Linked DNA regions of Homo sapiens: region 1 is linked to region 2. A link is an interaction called in ENCODE POLR2A ChIA-PET data of the cell type or tissue named here. Cell type or tissue: B cell. All regions are shown on one strand. Links, peaks and the distances in the headings refer to the core of each region. The heading gives the core; the rest is flanking DNA.

Evidence for each region. ChIA-PET counts read pairs that join two places held together with the same protein. Peaks named below come from ENCODE experiments on the same cell type or tissue, not always from the same donor. Only the 100,000 strongest peaks of a DNase experiment are listed, where the experiment ranks them.
Region 1: POLR2A ChIA-PET joins it to region 2 with 5 read pairs; 5 of 35 experiments call an interaction of 5 or more read pairs at or near these places.

What each region holds. Positions count from the first base shown.
Region 1 is chr9:6,814,036-6,818,440 of GRCh38, reverse strand. It overlaps KDM4C (lysine demethylase 4C), which reads right to left. Exons shown (of 22, transcript NM_015061.6): 4 at 3,696-3,810. Among named protein-coding and RNA genes, the nearest start is that of KDM4C, 58 kb to the right of the region's middle. In B cell, for the core only: no CTCF peak of the experiment used is centred there; a DNase peak (open chromatin) is centred at 1,670; H3K27ac peaks cover 1,398 bases.
Region 2 is chr9:6,710,409-6,714,813 of GRCh38, reverse strand. No RefSeq gene overlaps it. Among named protein-coding and RNA genes, the nearest start is that of LINC02851, 8.3 kb to the right of the region's middle. In B cell, for the core only: no CTCF peak of the experiment used is centred there; no DNase peak of the experiment used is centred there.

The DNA of each region.
Region 1 (4,405 bases), core at 103-4,102, 100 kb before region 2:
ACTTGCCCCTGCCTATGGGCAACATCTAATGACTTGCCCACAACAGCTAAACTTACATTTAGCTCATAAGAAATTTATTATTGCTAAAGAATAAATCAGCAAACAATACACTTGAAACTGAAACGAACAAAAATCCACCATGTAATACAAGGTACGATTTGAAATTGGTAGTCTAGATGTGGCTTGTGCTAAAAGAAACTGAAATGATCCTTCTGGAAAGCAATATTGGAAATGTTTCAAAAGTCAAAAAACTGTAAAAACCTTCTCAACTCTTTGGTGGTAAACATGAACACGCATGCAATCACAGGCATGCATATATACATACACTCACATAAAACAGAAAGACCAAAAGGAAATCATAAAAAGGATATTCCTGGGCAGGGTGCGGTGGCTCACACCTGTAATCCCAGCACTTTGGAAGGCTGAGGTAGGCAGATCACAAGGTCAGGAGATTGAGACCAACCTGGCCAAGATGGTGAAACCCCGTCTCTACTAAAAATACAAAAATTCGCTGGGCATGGTGTCACGTGCCTGTAATCCCAGCTACTTGGGAGGCTGTGGCAGGAGAATAGCTTAAACCAAGGAGTCACAGGTTGCAGTGAGCCAAGATAGCGCCACTGCACTCCAGCCTGGGCTACAGAGTGAGACTCTGTCTCAAAAAAAAAAAAAAAAAAAAAGGTTATTCCTGTTTGATAACCTTATGAGCAATTTTTTATTCTCTTCTTCACGTTTTTCTGTATTTTTCCATTTTCCTACATGTACATATACTACTTTAATAAACAATACATTCTCAACATAGAGATTACTTATACTAGTAAAAATTCAGATGCAGAATGAGGAAAGGCTATTTTTTTAACTTTTATTTTTACTATTTCAAACATATACGTATTTAAAACACCAGTCTGTCAACTAGCTTCAATTATAAATATTTTGCTGGGCTGGGCACAGTGGCTCACACCTGTAATCCCAACACTTTGGGAAGCTGAAGAGGGAGGATCGCTTGAGCCCAGGAGTTTGAGACCAGCGTGGGCAACATAGGAAGACCCTGTCTTTACAAAAAACATTTTAAAAATTAGCTAGGCATGGTGGCGCCTGCAGGTAGTCCCAGCTACATAGGAGGTGGAGGCAGGAAGACTGCTTGAACCCAGGAGGTCAAGGCTGCAGTGAGCCGTGATCATGCCATTGCATGCCAACCTGGGTGACAGAACAAGACTGTCTCAAAAAAAAAAAAAGTGGGGGGGGGGGCAGGGGGAGGGGCCAATCTTCTTTCATCTATATCCATTCAACTTTATTTTCTTAAGTAACTGAAAAACAAATCCCAACCCTCGTGTTATTTCAATCATATATCCTTCAATATGCATCTTTAATTGATAAATTAAGAAAATTACATAGCCATCATTCCATCCAATATGACAATTCTACAATATCATATATCTTCAAAAATAAGAATCGTCTTTGAAATAAGTGTTCAGCAATTAAAAATTCATATTTGAAATTGTGCTACTACCTCATACGCAGGATATATAAAGAAGTATAAACCAGTAAGAATCACTAAAACCACAGAAAAGGGAACTTAAGCCAAAAAAAAAAGAAAAAGAAAAGCATGACAAAAAAGAAGTGTATAAGAGACTTCACTAAAGGGGAAATCCAAACATTCAGTGAACATAAGGGGAAAAAATCATAATGCAACTTAAAACCAAAAGATACGACTACACACACCAACAGAGTGGCTAAAATTAAAGAAATGACAATATCGAGTGTTAGGGAGGATGTGGGGCAAAGGAAACTTGAAAACATTGCTATAGGAAGTGTAAGCTGGAAAAAATGTTTTCTTCTAAAGCTAACCATGTATATATAAGGTATATAAGAAGGTATAAGGTATGAAGTATAAGAAGCCAGACATAAAAGAATGCACACTGAATGATTCTAGTTATATAAAATTCAGAAACAGGCCACACTGAGCTGTACTGTTAAACAAAAGAAGAAAATGATTACCTTCAAGTCAGAAGATCTAGTTACCTTTGGAGGAAAAGGGGAGCCTATAGTAGGTAATAGGGCAGGTAAGGGAATTCTACGGTGCTGGTAATGTTTTCCTCAGTGTCAGAAATGGTACACAGGTGTTCACTTTACAATAATTCATAAAGCTCTAGGTTTATGTTCTATGCACTTTCTAGCTTGTTTTATATTTCAAAATAAAAAAGGTTTTAAAATAATATAATAATGGAATTAAGGCAAGGATTATGAATGAATGCCATAGATGCCAAATCCACTGAATGAAAGGCTGTTGGGGACAGATAGTCAGCTAATATTTGAGTATACCCCATAGATCACTTATTAGTTACAAAGGGGAATCCTTGACTGAATCCTTAAAGGAGGGCGGGGGGACAGTTATAACATTACTGGGAAAATTTGAATATGGTCTATACACTAGATAATATTATATAAATGTTAAACTCTCTTGTCATTAAAAGATACATGCTTATATAATTCAGGGTGAACTATCGTGATGCCTGCATCATACATCAAAGACAGAAAGACAGACAGATAGAAACAGAGATAAAGAGACACAAAGAAACATTAAGCAAATGTGGCAAAATATTAACTATAGATCAAGTATCCCTTACCCATAATGCTTGGGCCCAGAGGTATTTCAGATGTCAGATTTTTCCCCATTTTGGAGTATTTGCATTATACTTACAGGTTGAGCATCCCTTCCAAAATGCTCCAAAATCCCAAACTTTCTGAGTTTCAACACGATGCTCAAAGGTCATGCTCAAAGGAAATGCTCACTGGAGCATTTAGATTTTGGATTTCTGGATGAAGGATGCTTAACCTGTACTAGTGAACCTAAGTGAATGGTATCCAGGTGTGTATTGCACTAGTTCCACCTTTCAGTAGATAAGAAATTTTTCGAAAGAAAATAATGGGCCAGGCCTGGTGGTTCACACCTCTAATCCCAGCACTTTAGGAGGCCGAGGCAGTTAGATCTCTTGAGCTCAGGAGTTCAAGACCAGCCAGGGCAATATACTGAGACCCTGTATGTTTTGAAATAAATATTTCAAGAAATAATAAATTAAAAAAGAAAATAATGAGAGAGGGCATAGAAGGTTTCAAAAGACAAAGAACTTTTAGAATTAGGGTTTTAAAATATCAGGAAAAGGCAAAAAGAATTAGAATATAACCAATGAATTACGCCACCATTAAAATGGCTAGACTGTAATAACATGTACTTTTTAAAAATATATATATATATTACAATTTGTCTGTGAAAAAAAGGACAATATAAGCCTGTTCAAATATAACATTTTTTTAATGATTGAGGGAAAGTACTGGAAAAATATATCTAAAATACTGCTTCTGCTTTAAGGTGTCAGTATGATGCATCATATTTCCTGTTTTCCAAACATTTTTATAATGTATTTTTGCTTTAAAAAGTTTTAATGTAATGAAAAGATCAGCCAGATAACCACATACCATGTTACTACTGAACAATTTCAGGTATTTGTACGATTATCTAGCTTCAGTTTGAAAAATACCAGCAGCAGAAATCCTACTGATGAATATTTCCTGTTGTCCTTTGAGGAATTATGGATCACCCAAAAGCACAACAAAAGAACACTTCTAAACTGCTTAAATGGTAACAAAACTGTCACATCCAATGATCTTTACAAAACTCACTGTAAATATGAATGTACCTCATCATATATGCTCCCATTAATATCTGCACCATAGATAGGTGCCACAAAAGTTAAGTTCTTCCAGTACTTGCGCTCCAAATCTTCGTAATCCAAGTATCTTGGAGTACAATATCTGTAAAAGGTAGATGACAAAAATGTACAAACCAGTAAGTCAGTTTTAGGGTTTTTCCCACCAAATTGATTTAAATCACTTTCTAAAACAAAATCCTACCAAAACGAAAATACTGCATGTTGTCAATTCTAACAAGTAAACATACAAACTGATTTACATAGCTATCTGAATAGTCTTAAGATTGCTGAATACTCAATATTACTTTACATTTTATTAGAAAACTACTTTCACGAAAACAACAATAGAAGCAGAAAAGCAGTTTAAAAGTCATTATTTCAGCTTTAAAGTATTTTTAAAATCTTTAATCAACTATACTATGCTAAGAAATTTTACATATTTATATAAAAATGACATAACACTTAGAGAAACACTGACAAACAATAATCTCACTAAAAATCCAAGAAAGTAAAGTTAAAATAAGATATTTTGCAGTTATTATATTGGTAAATGCTGAATATATTAATGGCAAGAAAATAATGACACCTCTTAGACAACTAGAGTGGGAATATAAGCTGGCAAAACCATTCCAGCATATAATTTTTCTAAACATATAAAAAGCTTTTTAAAAATTGACATATCTGACCCAAAATCTAAA
Region 2 (4,405 bases), core at 178-4,177:
GTTTTGACATGTTTACTTGGTTGGAAGGACATTGTGGGAATATAATGAAGCCGAAAACATGGGAATATTGCGAGTCAAAAATATGGTTTTCCCTGTATTTCAATATCCACAAAACTGAAACATGCCCTACATGTGTCCTTGAGTATATTACTAATAAGGTATACAATATAAGGCTTCCATCTCAGAAGTTAAAGTGGTGTAGAATTGCCAACATTTATACAGAATTTAGTATTTGTCCAGCACTGTTCTAAGTGCTCCACAGGTTTTAGCACCTATTACCCTCAGTGAAGTTATTACCCAGTGAATAGTCCCATATTACAGATAAACTAACTGCCTCACTATGAGATTGAGTGATTTGCTCAATCACTATGAGATTGAGTAATTTGCTCAAAGTCACACAGAGCCAGTATCAGCTTCTCTCTCTATTTTTTTTTTTTTTTAAATAGGCGGGGTGGCTATGTTGCCCAAGCTGGTCTCCAAGTCCTAGGCTCAGATCCTTTGGCCTCAGCCTCCCTGGAGTAGCTGGGGACTAGGGCACACGCCACCACACTGGGCAGGATCTGCTTTTTAAAGTAGTCTTCTGTACTCTTAGTGCAAAGGAGAACTGGACTGGAAGTCTGGAGGCCTATACTTCAGACCTAGCTCTACTATTTACCCAGTTGTTTGACTTATTTTTTTATTTTTTTTATTTTTTTTGAGACGGAGTTTCGCTCTTATTGTCCAGGCTGGAGTGCAATGACGCAACCTCGGCTCACTGCAACCTCTGCCTCCTGGGTTCAAGCAATTCTCCTGCCTCAGCCTCCCAAGTAGCTGGGATTACAGGCATGCACCACCACACCCTGCTACTTTTTGGTATTTTTAGTAGAGATGGGGTTTCATCGTGTTGGCCAGTCTGGTCTCAAACTCCTGACCTCACGTGATCCACCCGCCTCGGCCTCCCAAAGTGCTGGGATTACAGGCGTGAGCCACCGAGCCTAGCCTCAGTTGACTCTTGAATGACATGGGTTTGAATTGCATGGGTCGACTTATACACTGCTTTTTTTCAACCAAATGCAGATTGAACATACAGTATTCACGGGATGTGAAACCCTGTATGGGGAGGGCCCAATTTTCCTATACTCTTATTCCTCAGGGCCAGCTGCAGGACTTGGGTATGCTTGGATTTTGCTATACTTGGGGGTCCTGTAATGGTTATAAGACCAATAACCAATCGTCTGTGTATACTGAGAGACAACTGTACTATAGAGCTGTGTCTCAAGTTTCTTCACCTGAAAAATAAGGATTCTACATCAGTGCTGTTGACTTCCCTGAAGAGTTATGAATATCAATACATTGATTTTTAAAAGTAGAAGCATTTGGTTGGGCGCGGTGGTTCACGCCTGTAATCCTAGCACTTTGGGAGGCTGGGGTGGGTGGATTACCTGAGGTTGGAAGTTCAAGACCAGCCTGACCAACATGGTGAAACCCTGTCTTTACTAAAAATACGAAAAATTAGCCAGGTGCAGTGGCGCACGCCTGTAATCCTAGCTACTTGGGAGGCCAAGGAAGGAGAATCGCTTGAACCCGGGAGGCAGAGGTTGCATTAAACCAAGATCACGCCATTGCACTCCAGCCTGGGCTACAGAGTAAGACTTCATCTCAAAAAACAAAAAACAAAACAAAAACAACAACAAAAAAGTAGAAGCATTTTTAAAGCAGTAAAACACTGTATGAAACAGATGTTATATTGCAATTATTTCACAGTCTTGGCTATTGAAGTAAGCCAATTAGGCAATTTACTAAATTATGACCCAGATGACTATATTTATGTCCCTGAAGTAGAATTACCTTTAAATTTCAATTGTAATTAACATTTTTTTGCCAGATGAAATAATTCATTCAGTTCTGATAATAAACCACATTTGCACAATAGCTGTATCCTTTTAAAGACAATTATGTAGATGATTACCTTTGAAATCACCTCAGAGACACTAATTACTAGTAAAAAATGAGTTTCTCAATTGCTCATAATAGTAACAATATAGCAAATTATAGAGTCAAATTTTGATGTTTTAAACTCCAGTGGACTCTGGAAAATATAGACATAGAATGACAGTAATCACTGATTTTTTTTTTTTTTTTTTTTTTTTGAGACAGAGTCGTGCTCTGTCACCAGGCTGGAGTGCAGTGGCACGATCTCGGCTCACTGCAACCTCTGTCTCTCTGGTTCAAGCGATTTTCCTGCCTCAGCCTCCCAAGTAGCTGAGATACAGGCACACGCTACCATGCCCGGCTAAATTTTGTATTTTTAATAGAGACGGGGGTTTCACCATGTTGGCCCGGGATGGTCTTGATCTCTTGACCTCGTGATTCACCCGCCTCAGCCTCCCAAAGTGCTGAGATTGCAGGCGTGAACCACTGTGCCCAGCCTTATCATTGATTTTGAAAAATGATTCTATATTGACAATAATTTTGCCTTTTTATGAGCCAATAAATTCTTATTGTTTATGACTGTTTACATTTAGTTACATTACTTGCATCAGACAAGTGCTAGTAGTTATACTGAACTATGCTATGGCCACAGACTCTCCTCCTGCTTACCTTGGATTTCTAAATACCAACCCCAGCTGACATGGAATAGGGCTTTGTATCTGGCGGATGCTCATTAACCGTTGTTAGCCAACTCTGAAAGTTGTCTTCTTAGCATGCAAATACTTGTAAAAATTTTACAGAAGGGTGACAAATTCTAACAGTCTACCTTCAGTTGATTTTCTTATTTTTTTTTTTTCAGACAGAGTCTTGCTCTGTCGCCCAGGCTGGAGTGCAGTGGCTCACTGCAACCTCCGCCTCCCGGGTTCAAGCGATTCTCCTGCCTCAGCCTCCCAAGTAGCTGGTGCCTGCCACCATGCCCAGATAATTTTTTGTATTTTTAGTAGAGATGGGATGTCACCAAGTTGGCCAGGCTGGTCTTGAACCCCTGACCTCAAGTGATCCACCTGCTTTGGCCTCCCAAAGTGCTGGAATTACAGGTTTGAGCCACTGTACCCAGCCCAGTTGAAATATTTTAATCTCCCTTGATTCTCTGGAGAAGAAATGACCTGTATATTTTCTCTTTCGCTTTATTTTTGGAGGCTGGCTGTTGGGTTTCTGAACACGCTCTGTACTTCTTGTGGTCTCCTAATGAATTTTAAGTAGTTATTACCATGATAGTTTACATTAATTTGGGCTGACTCACTATCTGTGTGTGCCTGTTTGCTTCATATTTCATCGTCAGCAAAAAACTGGTGCAAATGCATGGTGGGGGCACATGATATAAAACATCAGTCTCTAACTTGTATTATGGCTTTAATTTTCTCTGTGTCTTCACTTTATGATCAAAAGCAGAGTGGATTTTCTGCTTGCTTTTTATTGGAATGTTGGGAGTGATTAAGGAACTAAGACATATTTTGAAAAAATCAGCCTTTGATGTGATGTGATACTTACATGAATTAATATTGTGCATTTATATAATTAAAGGACCTATGCATTTAACTTATGCCTTCAAGAATCACTGTTGCAATTCAACACATCATCATATATAATATATAATACATAATATTATTATAATATATAATATTATATATAATATATAATATTATATATAATATTATAATATATAATATTATTATAATATATAATATTATAATATATAATAATATATAATATTATATAATTATATATATTATATAATATATAATATTATATATATTATTATATAATAATATTATTATAATATACTCTCTCTATATATATAGTGTGTATGTGTGTGTGAGACAGGGTCTGGACAGGTCTGCCCAGGCTGGAGTGCAGTGTCACCATCTCAGCTCACTGCAGCCTCAACCTCCCAGGTTCAAGCAATCTTCCCACCTCAGCTTCCCAAGTATCTGGGACTACAGGCATGCACCACCAGGCCTGGCTAATTTTTGTATTTTTAGTAGAGACAGGATTTTTGCCATGTTACCAGGCTTGTCTCAAACTCCTGAGCTCAAGCGATCCGCCTGCCTCGGCTTCCCAAAGTGCTGGGATTACAGGCATGAGCCACCGTTCCTGCCCTGAAATGTGTACACTTTTTAATTTAAGAATGAAAGAAGACCGGGCGCTGTGACTCATGCCTGTAATCCCAGCACTTTGGGAGGCCGAGGCAAGTGGATCACCTGAGGTCAGGAGTTTGAGACCAGCCTGGCCAACATGGTGAAACCCTGTCTCTACTAAAAATACAAAAAGTAGCCAGGTGTGGTGGCAGGCGCCTGTAATCCCAGCTCCTCAGGAGGCTGAGACAGGAGAATTGCTTGAACCCAGGAGTCAGAGGTTGTAGTGAGCCGAGATTATGCCACTGCACTCCAGCCTGGGTGGCACAGCAAGACTGTGTCCCCCCCAAAAAAAAAAA